Regions from separate parts of the Homo sapiens genome. Here region 2 is linked to region 1. The links are chromatin contacts, found by Hi-C or POLR2A ChIA-PET in ENCODE. All regions are on one chromosome and are shown on one strand. Each heading gives the region's core, a stretch centred on a gene start or an enhancer-like site at or near the end of the contact. The rest is flanking DNA. Distances are from core to core; before and after follow the strand shown.

Region 1 (7,419 bases), core at 2,268-4,767:
AATAGAAACTGCCCCCAGTATTTTTCTTGGGAAGTACATCTATCTGGCAATGGTCACTGTTGACATTTTAAGCTAATGCACTCTGCTATGCAAAGTTAAGCCCAAAAAGCAAAGAGCTGTTTGCCATTTTGTGTTTCTTTTTTTTTTTTTTACCCAAACTCTGCCAGCTGGGGTAAAGACACCCTTACTAGTCAAACGTGCTCAGCACTTGGACTCTTTGCTTGTAAATTCCTGACACTCCAGGCACTGCCCGGGTTGGTTTGGCATCGTGGCCTTCAAGCTGGGGCAAGTGGCCCAAAGCCTTTCTTATCCTTCTCTCTGGCACTTGCGGCCTCCAGCAAAAGAAAAATTAGGACAGTGTTCTTTGCATGAGGATAGAGTTTCACATGCTCTGGTCTCTTCAGAGGGGCACCACTCCACAGATGAAAAACAGCCAGCCAAAAATTAAGCAGCTGGCCCCTCTGTCAATCCAAGTTCTGGGGTCTGGGGCCTAAAACACAGCACCTGTTGCAAGTAAGCAGTTGCAATGGTCCTGCAGCTGTGGGTGCTGTTATGCAGCCATCTCGTAGCAACAACACAGCAGTCGTTGTCAGTCTGACACGTGAGGATGGCATAATAAATGCATTTTGTCACAGCTCCTGCTGCCCCCCAGAAAGAAACCCTGCACAATTTAACAGGATCACTACAAGTCATCATAGAGAAACACTCATTTGACTGGGTCGATTAGCCTCTTGGACACCTTTCTACTAGGTTTCTATGGTTACCATGTTCATTATTTTTGTAGAACAAAACAGCAATTCACAATCTGCAAACCACAATCTCCATCAGATGCTGCAAACCCAACCCCCAACCCTTCCTGCTTTCCTCTGGCATCAGTAACCAGGATGATAGGAAAGTGCCCTGGAATGAAATCACTAAGCATTTAGGCACTTCACATTCTCTGTCCCTGCCGGGGAGAAGCCTGCAAGCACAGAGACAGGCAGGGATCCCAGGATCAAGGGGGCTGGAGAGGGGCAAGGGGTCGATATCACACCCAAATCTTTGGTAATACTTGTATGTTCATCTTGGCTTGGGATCCAGAGTAATTATTTTTTATCCTATCTACCTCTGTTGACATTTTGGCTAGATTGCTTTTCAGATGAAAAAGTTTTATTAAAGAATTGCTTCTGGAAAATAATTTTCAAACCAGTTCTGTGCATGTCGTGATCAAATTCAGGATAACATTGCAAACAGAGACTGTGAATTCCTGAAAAGATTTGGAGTGTGTATTATTATCCGTGTCTCATCTGCCACTTGAATGCAGACGCGGAAAATCTTGGGCAGTGGCCCTTTTGTCAGAAGGAACTAAATGGTACCGCCCTGCTGGAAATGATCCCGGCGGCAGCCCCCAGGCTCACAGCTAATTCAAAACATGAAATGACACCCCAGCATCCAGAATTGCAGGGCCTGTGCTCTGCTGCCTGGGCCCTCCACCAGGTGCCCCTTTCTGTGGCCTCTGCTTTGTCAGAGACATGCTGTGTAGAGCAGGGAACAGGCAGCCTTGACATCCTTACAAAGCACTCTCCTTGGTATTGTTCCTCTTATTTTATTAATACAAACTCTCACGCCTGTAATCCCAGCACTTTGGGAGGCAGAGAAGGGCAGATCACAAAGTCAAGAGATCGAGACCATCCTGGCCAACACGGTAAAACCCTGTCTCTACTAAAAATACAAAAAAAATTAGCTGGGTGTGGTGGCACGTGCCTGTAGTCCCAGCTACTTGGGAGGCTGAGGCAGGAGAATCACTTGAACTCGGGAGGTGGAGGTTGCAGTGAGCCCAGATCACGCCACTGCACTCCAGCCTGGCGACGGAGCAAGACTCCATCTCAAAAAAAAAAAAAAAAAAAAAAAAAAAAAGACACTGAAAGGGCACTGTCTTTTTAATTAAGTTGTTCTCTCTCCCCCGTGTCTTTAGTTCTATACAGAAAAAATGTCATATTTTATTATGCTCTGAAGTCTCTGTTTTAGTTTACTCTGACAAAGCTGTTGCTCAGAGTAAAAGTCAGCAAGTCACCCAGCCATAACACACATTGTCTATACCAGCAGGGCAAAGGTGAAATAATCCAGGGATTGTCCCCAACTCTCTTCTGACATGACGGATGGTTGGCCCAGTACCTGATGGTAACAGGAGCTACGACAAGCAGGAGTACTACAAGATGAAGGGAGATTTGGGACGATGTTTGATCTTTGAAGGTCACCCTTCCTGCGTACGAGGCAGAAGTCAAGCTGACGTCTCTAAGCTCCTCTCCTGGTTTTGAGCAAGCATGTTCCAGGAAGCTGATTTGTTATTTTGGCAAGTGACTGTTTATCATGATGCATTTCGGGGGAGTTGGGGGTCAGGTTTCCTGTTGCAGGGAGTTCTGATAGTTCCTGATATTTACATACATAGGTCTTCAACTATTGATGAAAAATGTAATGTGGGAAGGTGAATTTCAACCCTATGTGGTTGAAACTCAACAAAAAGAATATATAGAGATAAAAAGCTGGGGAGAATGTAGTCTGTATATTACGAGGATTCTTTGAATCCATGCATAGAAATTTGTTGTCTCCATTTTTCTTCCACACAGAACACTTAAAATTCAAAAGTCAGGAGAGGCAACTTTGATGCTGAGAGATGAGCTCTCCATGACATCTCCCTGAAATAGTTCGGATTTATCCTGCAGCCGCAAATCAGAGTCATGCATTACTTCTTTCTGAAAAACAAATTTAAAACCACCCGTCATTCCTCATCATTTGTACAAAAATCCTTATGAAAATGATTAAAGAAGGTAATGGAAGCACAACTCCCGCGTTGGTAAGGACAGAGCAAAGACCTTCCATAAAAGCTAGTTCCCTTCTCCTCCTTTTGAAAACCAAACCAAACAAAAATATCTGGCTGAAACGACAGTGAAACAGCAGAAAATTATTTACCTTCAAAATTGCAGACAAAATAACCCCCCACACACAGTTCAAAGAAATGAACTTGTAAATATTGTGACTTATTAAAACAACAAGGCTATAATTCACTTCACCTCCAGAAAAAAATCAAAACAGCACTTGCTTAACCTCCACAAGAACCCTGAGAAGTTGGCAATGCAAAGGACAGCTCTTTCTGCAGGAGCAGCAGGGAGAGGGAGACTTCGCCTCATGCATGTTTACACAAGGCTTAAAATAGATTTTGAGTGCCTAACGCTGCTCAGCGCCTTAGTGTAACTCCAATGCCAGCCTTCCCAGCAGCCAGTGGACTCCGACCTTGATCCCTGCACCGGTGCCAGGCAAGCCCCAGGAGCATGTGCTACGGAGCCAGTCCACAGAGCTCCCTCCTCAGGGACCCGACACCAGAACTGGACCTTCATCTGGCTGTCCCCAGTCACTCCCAGCGCCTTCTCAGGCATTTTCACTTTCTGGGCAGAAGGAGAGGTGGGCTGTCTCTTCAGTCTCAATACCCAGCTGTCCCAGCCAGGCATGGAAAGTGAAAGCTTGCTGCTGAGAACCACCCCGACTTACAGGAAGGAGCCCTGAGGTTTCTGTGACCCCAGGCCCTTGACTGGAAAGTGGCTACTGAGGCTGAGTGTCTCCTAGCCCTGCCCTGGTGTGTGCCTCCCTGGGGCAGAGGGCACATCTCAGTCATGCCCCTCTCCTCGGGAGGGGGAAGGCCCCACATGGCCCAGAGGTACTGGGGGACCAGCTCAAGCTCCTTTTGCCACAACACTTTTCACCAGAAAACTCTAAGCCTGCAGGGGCTGCCCCTCAGCCAGCTCCTGTGCACAGGTCAGGAAATCAGAGCCGCTGTCAGGCAGGGCAGGCCTCAAGTCCGTGAGCATTTGCCAGGTCAGAGCCTTCTCAGAGCTGTGGCCTGCTACACCCTACCTGCTAAACCTGCATGGAACCCTGGGCTGATCCCCCTAGGTCCATTTAAAACCTGGAGCTCTACTACCAGTTCTAGCCCAGGCAGCGCCTGCCAGCCATCGCAGAACAGCTCAGCACAGCCTGGCAAGGCCAGCAAGCCACTGGGCAAACCGGTTATCTCAGCAGGGCCCAGCAACAAAACTTTCTGCCAACTCAGGTGAAAGAGAGTGAGTACATGTCTGTAATGTCTCTGTGTATGTGTGTGTACATACAACACACACATACAGACATATATATACATATATATTGAGGTATATCTGCACATATATATGAAAGTATATATTTAACAGTAAATGTCCCACAAGTACAGGAAGCTGCATAAAGCAAACATGAAGTTTAATGAAGTCCTATAAGGCAAAAATGCTTGTAACCCCCAGCACCCACTCTAGAGCCTTCCCACCCCCCTACAGAACCCCACTCCCAAATCTCTCCTCCCTCCTGGGGCACAGCTGGGCTGAGTCTTATGGCCATTAGTTCTCTAGTTTTCTTTGTCATTTTATTACCCAAGTGAGATTCATCCTCCATGGAGCATAGTGTTGCCTTTTATCTTTGGCTATGCCTGATAAGTCAGCAAGTGCCCACGCCTGAGGTAGACATGGATATACATATATGCATGTGTGCATATGCATGAGTATGAAAGCAGATGCTGTAACATGCTTAGAACAGAATCCACACTCCTCTCCCGTTCAGGCTAGTGCCCTGCTATTTGGAACGCCATTTATTGGATAAACAACAGACAAGTATAAATTAATACCATACTTTAAAAAAAAAAACTGCATGTGGTGCCTCAAGCCTGAGCCATTAGAACAATTCCCCGAGTATGAGTGTGAAGCTACTCCCAGAGCCAGGAGGCCTCCATGTGTATCTCCACCACTCCCTCTGCAGCCCCATGGGTGGTGAGCCTGGGGACCCCAGTGAAACCATCTCCAGCTCCTACCAGATTTCCAGCTTCTTGAGGAAGGAGGCCGGCAGGGCTCAGTACATTGGCCACAGAACGCAGCCGGAGAAGGAATCCAGGGTGGTCTAGGCCAACCCGTACCCCCTTGATGGGGTCGATTGCCAAATGTCTGTGAATTTCGGGACCAGTTGTTACACACAGCCATTATTAAAAATTAAAATGAATAGATTTGCAATAAAATAAATTATATTAAAATTCAAGATAATAACCCCCACATTGTGTTATTATCAGTGTTCTCTAGGCTGCGTGTCTGTTTATCTGTCTGGTGATATATGTACGTCATCGTACTTAAGGTAGTGGCTCTGCACACCCTTTCCAACTCTGTTTTTGGTGACATGGCATTAGCTTTCCATTGGCTGTCATGGGAGGATTTATACCACAGACAATGACAAATATTACAAACCAGGTGTCCCATACATAAACACAATATACATCCATCCATATGCATATACCAAGCACACATATACTTACATGCCACACTTATATGCATGCACCACACAACACACACACACCACACTACACACAATACACTGTTGGTTCCTCCCCCAAATCCTCTAAGATTAAGAACTGGAAGCCAAGCATCTTTTAAGGCGGCCTTCCCAACCTGAGACCTTGGGTGGCCTCCCAGGTCTGAGAGAAGTTGGGATGTCTCATCCCCACCACAGGGAGGTGGCTCTGGGCAGGGCCAGAACCTGATGCGGGGCTAGTGGAGGCTGCAATGTGGTCAGGGATGGCCTGAGAGGGCTCAAGGCCCTCTGAGCAGAGCCCTGCTCACACCCAGGGTCCTTCAGTCAGGCAACAGTAGCCCAAGGTTTTCTTGGGCGATCTATGTCCCTGGCAGCATCTGCCCCCTTGGAATTGCAGGTGGTCTGCAGCACCTCCACACCTGGAACCCCACGAGGAGCCTTGCCTCTGCCTTCACAGCCTGTTTTTTGAGGACAACAAGGGGGCTCTGCCTGGTGCTGGGGATAGATCAGGAAAATGCCCCTGTTCATCCATCTACCTCCTGATCTCTTTTCATCCCAGACTGGCACACAGCTCCTGGAACCCTGGGAGTTTGCTGTTTTCTGTGTGCTAATGAGATGGTGGGTGGCTGAACTCTAGACAGTTTCAGGATGGCGGCTAGTGGCCAAAAAGACCAACCATGATGCCACTTCATCCCCAACCCAGAGAGGGGGGGAGCAGCTGGAGACTGAGTCAGTCACTAATGGCTAATGATGTATCAATCACACCTACATCATGGAACCTCCACAAAATCCCCAAACAAAGGGGTTTGGGGAGCTTCCAGGGTGGTAGAAGCATCCACATGAAGTGGGGAGCTGTGCACTGAGAGGACAGGGAAACTCCACACTTGTTTCCCCAATACCTTCTCCTATGCTTCTCTTGCATTTGGCCACTCCTGAGTTTATCTTTCATAACAAAACCATAATTGTAAGTAGAGTGCTGCCCTGCATTCTGTGACTCATTCTAGCAAGGGATTAAGCCTGGGAGAAGGTCATAGGAGCCCCTGATTTCACAGCCGGATGACCCTTGGGCCTTGTGGCTGGTGTCTGCTGTGGGGCAGAGTCATAGGACAGAGCCCTTCACCTCCAGTGTTCATGGCATGAACTTGTTGGACACCCAGGTGGCGCCGGATAACTGGAGAACTGAGAATTGAGAATTGCCACTTGCAATGACACCAGACAAGTGCAAAGTCAGACAAAGTCCTGTGTCCTCTCTAAGAAGGCCAATGCCCCTAGTTATTCTTTAAGCCTGAATCCAAGGGTCTCTACTATGTCTCCTTCTTGGCTGTGGAAGACAGCCCCCTCCACCCTCCCATCCCACTCCCCGGCAGTCCCCAGAACATTTCCATGGCATTTATCACTACAGAGAGGTTTGGATAGGTCTAGGAAGTTAAGACCTCCATAGGCCAGGTGGACCTGGGCTCACCCATCCTTTTCCTGCCACCTGTGCCCCACCCACATCTCCAGAGCCCAGACCCCAGGTCTGGAGCCTCTTCTCACAAATACACCATGCCCAGCCGTCACACCTGGGACCCCATGATGCTGTATGTTTCCTGCTGTGTCTCCCAGCAGACTCTGCTCCACCACTGCCACCTGGGCAATTCGCAGCAAGTGCATCCAGACCACAGGCATTGGCAGCAGGGAGTCAGGCCCGGGGCAGAGACAAGAGCCAAATCCTGATGTTGACATGCAAAGGATGCCACACCTCCAGGGACATCCAACAGGCAGCCAGTTCCAGCCAGTTCCAGCCAGTTCCAGGGGATGAAAATACAGAGATCCTTTACCCGCCTCCACCCCCTCTCCAAGCAAAATTGCCCAGTGCTCCTTTGAAGACTCCGAGGTTGCATCTAAAATGCTTCTGGAAATTACTGTTTGAGGTGTCACCCACCTCCCACATCCAGCCCCTCACAGGCACCTCAGTTGTGCAAGAAGGAGGAAGAGCTGGGGGAAAGATTAAATAGAAGGTGTTGGCGGGAGTAGGGGGAAGATGAAATGACAGGAAGATAAACACGGGGTCCTACACCAATGAGA
Region 2 (7,419 bases), core at 3,481-5,980, 38 kb after region 1:
GTCATGAAATCTGAAATGACTGAGAGTTAGTGGCCAGGCCAGATCAAAAATAATTTTTTTTTTTTTTTTTGAGACGGAGTCTCACTCCTTCGCCCAGGCCGGACTACAGTGGCGCTATCTCGGCTCACTGCAAGCTCCGCCTCCTGGGTTCACGCCATTCTCCTGCCTCAGCCTCCCGAGTAGCTGGGATTACAGGCGCCCGCCACCGCGCCCGGCTAATTTTTTGTATTTTTAGTAGAGACGGGGTTTCACCTTGTTAGCCAGGATGGTCTCGATCTCCTGACCTCATGATCCACCCGCCTTGGCCTCCCAAAGTGCAAAAATAATTTTTAACAGCTTTGTTGAGATATAATTCACATACCAAACAGTTCACCCAGGTAAAGTGTCAATCAGTGATTTTGGTATAGTACACTATTAATTTTCAAAACTGTGGTAAAATAAAATGTAACATTAGCCATTTTAGCCATTGTAAGTGTACAATTCAGTGACATTAATTATATGCCCACCGTTGTGCAATCCTCACCATTTCCAAAACTTTTTCATCACTCCAAACAGAAACTATGTATCCATGAAGCAGTAACTCCCCATTCTCTCCTCCTCTCAGCCCCTAGTAACCTCGAGTCTAATTTCTGTCTCTATGAATTTGCCTATTCTAGATAGTCCATATAAATGAAATCATATCATCCTTTTTTTCTTTTGTGTCTGGCTTATTTCACTTGACGTTATGTGTTCAAGTTTCATTCATGTTGCTGAATGTATCAGAAAGGCATTTCCTTTGTTTCTGGATAATAGTTATTATATGTTTTTGTTTATCCAAGTATTTTCTCCCATTTTGTAGGTTTTATTTTCACTATCTTGATTATGTCCTTTGATGCCCAAAAGTTTTTAATTTTGATGAAGTCTAATCTATTTTTTTCTTTTGTTATTCATGCTTTTGGTGACATATCTAAGAAGGCATCGCTAAATATTAGATCTTAAAGATGTACTCTTGTGTTTTCTTCTGTTTTATGGTTTTAGCTCTTCTGTTTTGGCTGCTAATTCATTCTGAGTTGATTTTTGTACATCTTTTGCATGTGGATACCCTGTTGTCCCAGCACCATTGTTTAAAGAGAATATTCTTTCTCCACTGAACACATTTGACATCCTTGTTGAAAATCAGTTACCATAAATGTGAGTTTATTTCTGAAATCTCAAATATGTTCCATCAATCTTGATGTCTATTTTGGTTATTATATCGTTTTAAATCAGGAAATGTGAGTTTGCCAACTCTGTTTTTCCTTTTTAAGATTTTTTGGCTACTCAGGTTCCTCTTGCAATTCCATATTAATTTAAGGATTAGTTTTTCCATTTCCGCAAAATGGCCGTTGGAATGTTGATAGGGATCTGCAGGTCTATGGATCGCTTTAGGTGCCTGGGACACTGTTGAGTATTTCTAGCTATGGCATGGAATGTCTTTCCATTTATTTAGGTCTTCTTTAATTTCTAACAACTATTTTTTAAACACTTTTATGAACCCATGTGGGATCAGAGAAAATAGAAGAAACAGCCCCTGTCTTCTAGAATGCCTCTAGGAACAAGAGAGACCATATTTTTTCCTATTTAAAAGTTAAAGCCATTGTTTGTCTCAGTGCTTTTTGGCAAGTCTTTTACTTCATATGAGCAGCCAGTAATCGTTAAAGAGCAAAGTATCAAGATGTTAGCTTCCAAATGGTTATTCCAGCATTGGAGGAGCATAAATAGAACAAGACAAGAACACCAAAAGCAAGTTGCCCCACTGTTAAAAGAAGAACCCTTAGGCAAAGCCAATATGGGAAAGATGAAAACATGAGACCACATGAAAAAATTAAAGTCTGTATAGGGGAGCAAAGTTGCAAAAAAATAGTGGTCTGTAAAAAAAAAAAAAATCTGACATATTTGACAAGTAGCTATTGTTTTCCCCAAGGTGATTATACAAATCCCTGAGACAAAGATGAACCACCACAAAGAAAACTGAGTGGAGGCTATTTGCAAATGACATGTAAAATTGGCTAATAAACAAATAAAGATGTTCTAAACCTCATTATAATTCAATACATGTGCATCTTAACAACAAAATACCATATTTTACCTATCAGATGGGCCTTGATTAAAAAGTTGACTAATGCCCATTGTATGGGTGATGCTGTAAGGAATGAGCGACTCATAATCTGTTTATGGGAATATAAATTGGTGCAACTCTGGAAACTAATTTGGCAACACACATTTTTTAAAAAAAATCCTTTGACTCAGCAATTTCTGTTAGGAAGTGAACCTACAAGTATGCTCACAAAACTATGCCAAGGTACACGTGGAAGGATGCTGTTTTCGGTATTGTTTGTAATGGCACAACTAGACACAGGACGCAGGGTAACTAACAGCAGAGTTTTAGTTTTTTGTCTGTTTGTTTGCTTGTTTTTTTAACACACAGTCTCACTCTGTTGCCAGGCTGGAGTGCAGTGGTGCAATCTCGGCTCACTGCAAACTCTCACTCCCTGGTTCAAGCGATTCTCCTGCCTCTGCCTCCCAAGTAGCTGGGATTACAGGCATGTGCCACCACGCCCAGCTAATGTTTGTATTTTTAGTAGAGACGGGGTTTCACCATATTGGCCAGGATGGTCTCGATCTCCTGACCTCATGATCTGCCCGCCTCCGCCTCCCAAAGTGCTGGGATTACAGGCGTGAGCCACCGCACCCAGCCAGAATTTTGCTTTTTTAACCATGTGTTTGAGATATAATTTACATGTGCAGAAAATATTGCACATTTTATGATGAAAATTCAGTTATTTATTAACATATTTATTGAACACTTCGGTTGATACGTATGTTATGGATGTAGATGAAACTCAAAGCTAAATTATTAAGTAAAAAAAGCAAGTGGCTAAACATTGTGAATAATGGTGTAAAATCATTCAGTGAGTGTGGATTTTTGCAGCATAGACACACATGGGCATATGTACAACATTTCTCTGGAGGTTTACATAGGAGGCTGTTAAGTAATGTCTCCCTTTGAGTGGAGGGACTAGAGCTGAGAGTGGAGGGAAGTTCACGAAAGAAACTTTTCTATGTTTCTTCATTTCCTTCTGTACTCTCTGAATTTTTACCATGTAAGCCTATGATACTTACATTAAATAAAACTTTGTAAAACAGTCAGCAAACTAGCTAAAAATGACTACTTTCCAAATTTATGCAAAATAATCATAGCTTTGGGCTAATTAGTTGACTTTTTAACATGCAAAAGTTTGTAACAGGATTAAGACCTATTAATGTGATTAATTTAAATTATTAAAAGGCACATACATGTGCACATATACATACACACACATTCATTGTTCTCTAGTTGTGTTTGATCTATGACTATAAGAATGCTATGTGTGTATGCATGTGTGTGTAAGTGTGTGTTGTATGCATATGTTTGTGGATACATGTGGGGTGTGTGTGGAGATGTGGTGTGTGGTATGTGTGTAGTGTGTGCAAGCTCCTGTGTGTGTGCATGTGGTATGTGTGGTGTATGTGTACACGTGTGTGCACATGCAGGTGCATGTGGTATGTAAGTGGAATGCATGTGTGTGTGTGTGTGTGTGGCTGTGTGTGTGGCTATGTTTGTAGATAAGCATGACTGGGGGGCTTCAGGGCGAAGAGTAGGATTACCAGCAGTCCAGGGAAAGGGGCTCCCAGGCAGAGGGAGTGACCAGGGAGGAAAGGGAGGGTGCCTGGAAACGAGCACTTACCCTGTGGCTGGGCCTGGGGACCCTGGCACTGCCACCCCTGTGCTCACCGCTGAAAATGAGCGCCACATGATCATCGGCCCTTGGTGTGGACATCAGATTCACAGTGTAGGTGGCCGTGGTGCAGGAGCATGACGTGACGGTGCACAGCCATGCCACGAAAGACAAGGGAGTTATCCTGCATGTGCCTGTTCTTCCCTCTACCAACACAAAGAAATGCAACAAAAGAAAGGAGGCAGCCATGGGCAAGCTGCTGCCAGGGCTAATTTAGTCAGAGTTCCATGATGCTTTCAACCCTTTTGTTAAATGAGAAGTTGTACCGGATGGTTTCTCAAGCCCCTTTGAACTCCAAGGATAGAGAGGCAACCTAGGACTCTTAAGGAGCACAGTGACCATTTCACCACCAGTGAAAGGGAGGAGAACAGTGGCAGAGGGTAGCCCTGCTGCAGCACTGGGGCCTGTTGGGCAACACATTGATTGAGAAACTCAGCCCCAGGCCCCACTGGGGTCCCGATAGAAGCTGCAGCCACCCTGAGCCACTAAGGGGGCCCCAGCTAGGGCACAGCAGACCCTCGTCTTGTGAGTGCTAGCAGCTCCGGAGCACAGGACAGCCTTGTGACATGTAGCTGAAGACCTCAGACAAGACCCCGAGCCTCTCAGGCCTTTACCTTGCCTTCAACAAGCTGAAGTCAGTGCAGAAGCTCCCTGGGAGCACTCCATCAACTCTGTAGTGACACTAAAAATTGGTGTCATTGGTCCCCCTTGACTTGGCCTGTCACATCCACCCAATGGTGTGGACATGGCCTTGGGCACTGATATGATGTAGCTGGGACCCTGAAATCTGGAGACCTCTCCTCCATACCCCCAAATCCAAACAGGAACACTGAATGTCCCATCTTAAGGATGTAAATGTTTTCAGCAAGAAGTTAGGAGAAATGGATGACAAGTTTCACTTCCAGATATCTGTGAAGACAGGACCTCCCAGTAAACTCCCAGCAACAGCTGCAGCGGTGGACACACAATTAAGTGCTTACTGATGAGACTGGAATCCTATTTCCAGTCAGCTGCTTGGCTCTGTACATGTTTTTCTTATGGTTTATTCTGCATAATTTCCAATCTAGCTGCCTGTTTTGAAAAAAGGGAAAAAGTCAGATCTAGAATGTTATCCAAGGAGTACTTTCACTTTCACTGTGGTTTGCTCACTTAACTCTAAACAAAGTAAGCCCACAGCACGGTGTTCAAATGGGTAGTGGGATCCTGGAGTTGGACACACCACACATACCTGCGTTGGATGACTGCTGTCCAGCCCTGAGTCCAGATGCGCTGGCCTGGGAGCCCAGAGCCCAGTCCACAAGCTGTCCTTGGAGTAGCCTTTGGACCTTTAGGGCAGCCCTGCACCTTTGAGCATTTGAGGGAGAAGCAAATGTGACAAGCTCGTTTCTAGACCCTATTTCAAAGACACAGGAAGCTGTGATTCAGTCAGAAGACGGCCCTGCTGACCTACATGCGCCAAATGAAATCTCCTCACTTAGAAGACGGCCCTTGCCCCTCTCCTTCTCTTCACCTCGGTGAGAAAGAGTCCAGAGCCTCCTGGGTCCACAAGATCTGTTCTGTCTCTGCCCTAGATTGGTTCCATGGGCCTTGGCCTCAAGGTTGGGGAAAACACAAAATAAATCCCCCATTATTTTTCAAAGCCTCAGAGCATCCAGCAACATAGGGATGTCAGACAACCCAAAGAGAAGGAACCTCACGTCTACACCCACTGGGAAGAGGGTTTCCAGTGTTTACTTCATGTTGGCCCTGTCCATGCAGAGATCCCTGAGAGGCACACAGTGGCACCAACATGACCTGCACCATACCCAGCTAGTCTCCAGGCATCCACCGTGACCCCGGACTGTATAGGTTCCAACTCCAGGAGTTTACTGGATCCTGAACAGTCTCTCCTCTCTCCTGTCACGCCCTCCATTCCTGTCTCCAGGAATCCACTGTGAACCCAAGTGGGCCCCACCCCAACTCTAGACATCCACACTGACCCCTTACAATCTCCACCCCATCCCTAGGCAAACAGTGGACTTTTTTTAGCATAGACAGACAGTAAGGCTGTTACCAGGAGAACTGCAATTTGGTCCTCAAGAAGGGAGATGGGTTATGGACCTCCATGTGCAAGCCTCATAAGGGCAATGGCCCTGCCCTCCCAAAGGTTCTGTGTCTACAGAATGGAGCTGAGGCTGTCTGTGGTCCAGGGAGGGAAGAGATGGGTCAGGAAACACTTGAGGAAGCAGCTCACCTGCTCAAGGACTGGAGAAAATTCCACATCTCAACTTCCTCCTATAAATTCACATTTTAAGAATGCACTTAAACCAATACACCTTCTGTTAATTCTTTTGTTTTGATCCTTTTTTCCTTTCTGGAGAAATTTCCAAGAACCCTGAGATAAATGCCAAAATGAAAAACTTTTACATTCCCACACAACAACTTTAATTAGCTCTGAGGTTTGGCTGTGGAGAAAGAACCAGTAACTGGTTGTATTTGAACTATATGGCCACTGTTAGTCCAGCGTCTCTAGGTGTTTGCATAGGAAGACAGGCTAAAGGAGAGCTAGGGACACTGGTAGGAAGGTGTTTCTGTTCTTCCGTTTTCTTTGGGCCTCTCCTCACCCCACTTCCAAATTGGAGACAAGCCAATTTTGTTTTACCCTTTAGTTCATTTTCCACATTAAAAAAATATGTTGTCCCAACAATGCAACCCACCTGAAATTTCTATTGTCACCTGGAGCAGGTGGTGAAGCCCAGCTTGTGGGAGCCCAGGACATCCTAGAACCTTGGGCTATGTGTAGTGTGACCTCAGCGAGCCACAGGGGCTGCACAGAGACCCCGACTCAGCTGTGCACACTAGATAGGTAGGACACACCTGCATAGGTCGGTGTCCTCATCCATAAAATAAAATGGAGATGATAGTAAAGGTCACTTAAGACATATATTCTGCGGTTCATACAAATAGAGGGATAGGCTGGAAGCTGACAGATGTGAACCCTAAAGCATTTTAATTTCCCAATCACATGGCTGTGTTATACATTCAGAACACAAGTAAATAGAAATAAAGTAATACATTTGTAAAAGATAAGCCACGGCCAGAGAGATTTGCAACATTGATCATGGACAAAGCAGTCATATAGAGAATTAATCAATAATTCCCTCAAGACCGGGCGCGGTGGCTCACGCCTGTAATCCCAGCACTTTGGGAGGCCGAGGCGGGCAGATCACAAGGTCAGGAGATCGAGACAATCTTGGCTAACATAGTGAAACCCCGTCTCTACTAAAAATACAAAAATTAGCCGGGCGTAGTGGCGGGCGCCTGTAGTCCCAGCTACTTGGGAGGCTGAGGCAGAAGAATGGCGTGAACCCAGGAGGCGGAGCTTGCAGTGAGCCGAGATCCCGCCACTGCACTCCAGCCTGGGCGACAGAGCGAGACTCCGTCTCAAAAAAAATAAATAAATAAAAAATAATTCCCTCAAGCCCATATTAAAGATATGAACAGTGAATAGGAAAATGGGCAAAAGATATGAACATGAAATTTGTCAAAGAAAAAACTTTCATGTTCAATAAAATATTTGAAAAGATGTTTAACAGGCTCGCCCAGCCCTGGCCATGCCCCTAGAGAGAAGGCTCCCGGCCGC

The links. Hi-C counts contacts between places; a loop is a spot of excess contacts on that map. ChIA-PET counts read pairs that join two places held with the same protein, here RNA polymerase II (POLR2A). Pooled maps may share reads with other maps.
Region 2: a loop to region 1 is called in a map of naive thymus-derived CD4-positive, alpha-beta T cell, with 2.4 times the contacts of the local background. The contact joins two enhancer-like sites. A Hi-C loop is called at or near these places in 2 of 168 maps with a recorded cell type or tissue (CD4-positive, alpha-beta T cell and naive thymus-derived CD4-positive, alpha-beta T cell) and 7 of 50 pooled maps. POLR2A ChIA-PET finds 5 or more read pairs at or near these places in 8 of 52 experiments (A673, BJ, OCI-LY7 and 4 more).

The regions. Positions count from the first base shown.
Region 1 is chr9:89,995,954-90,003,372 of GRCh38, reverse strand. No RefSeq gene overlaps it. Among named protein-coding and RNA genes, the nearest start is that of MIR4290, 24 kb to the left of the region's middle. RefSeq lists enhancers at 3,419-3,508, 3,559-3,608, 3,619-3,688, 3,729-3,898. Within about 2 kb of position 3,517, at least 31 of the 41 ENCODE cell types and tissues checked have a DNase peak (open chromatin) inside an H3K27ac peak, as active enhancers do.
Region 2 is chr9:89,959,611-89,967,029 of GRCh38, reverse strand. No RefSeq gene overlaps it. Among named protein-coding and RNA genes, the nearest start is that of MIR4290, 60 kb to the left of the region's middle. Within about 2 kb of position 4,730, at least 5 of the 41 ENCODE cell types and tissues checked have a DNase peak (open chromatin) inside an H3K27ac peak, as active enhancers do.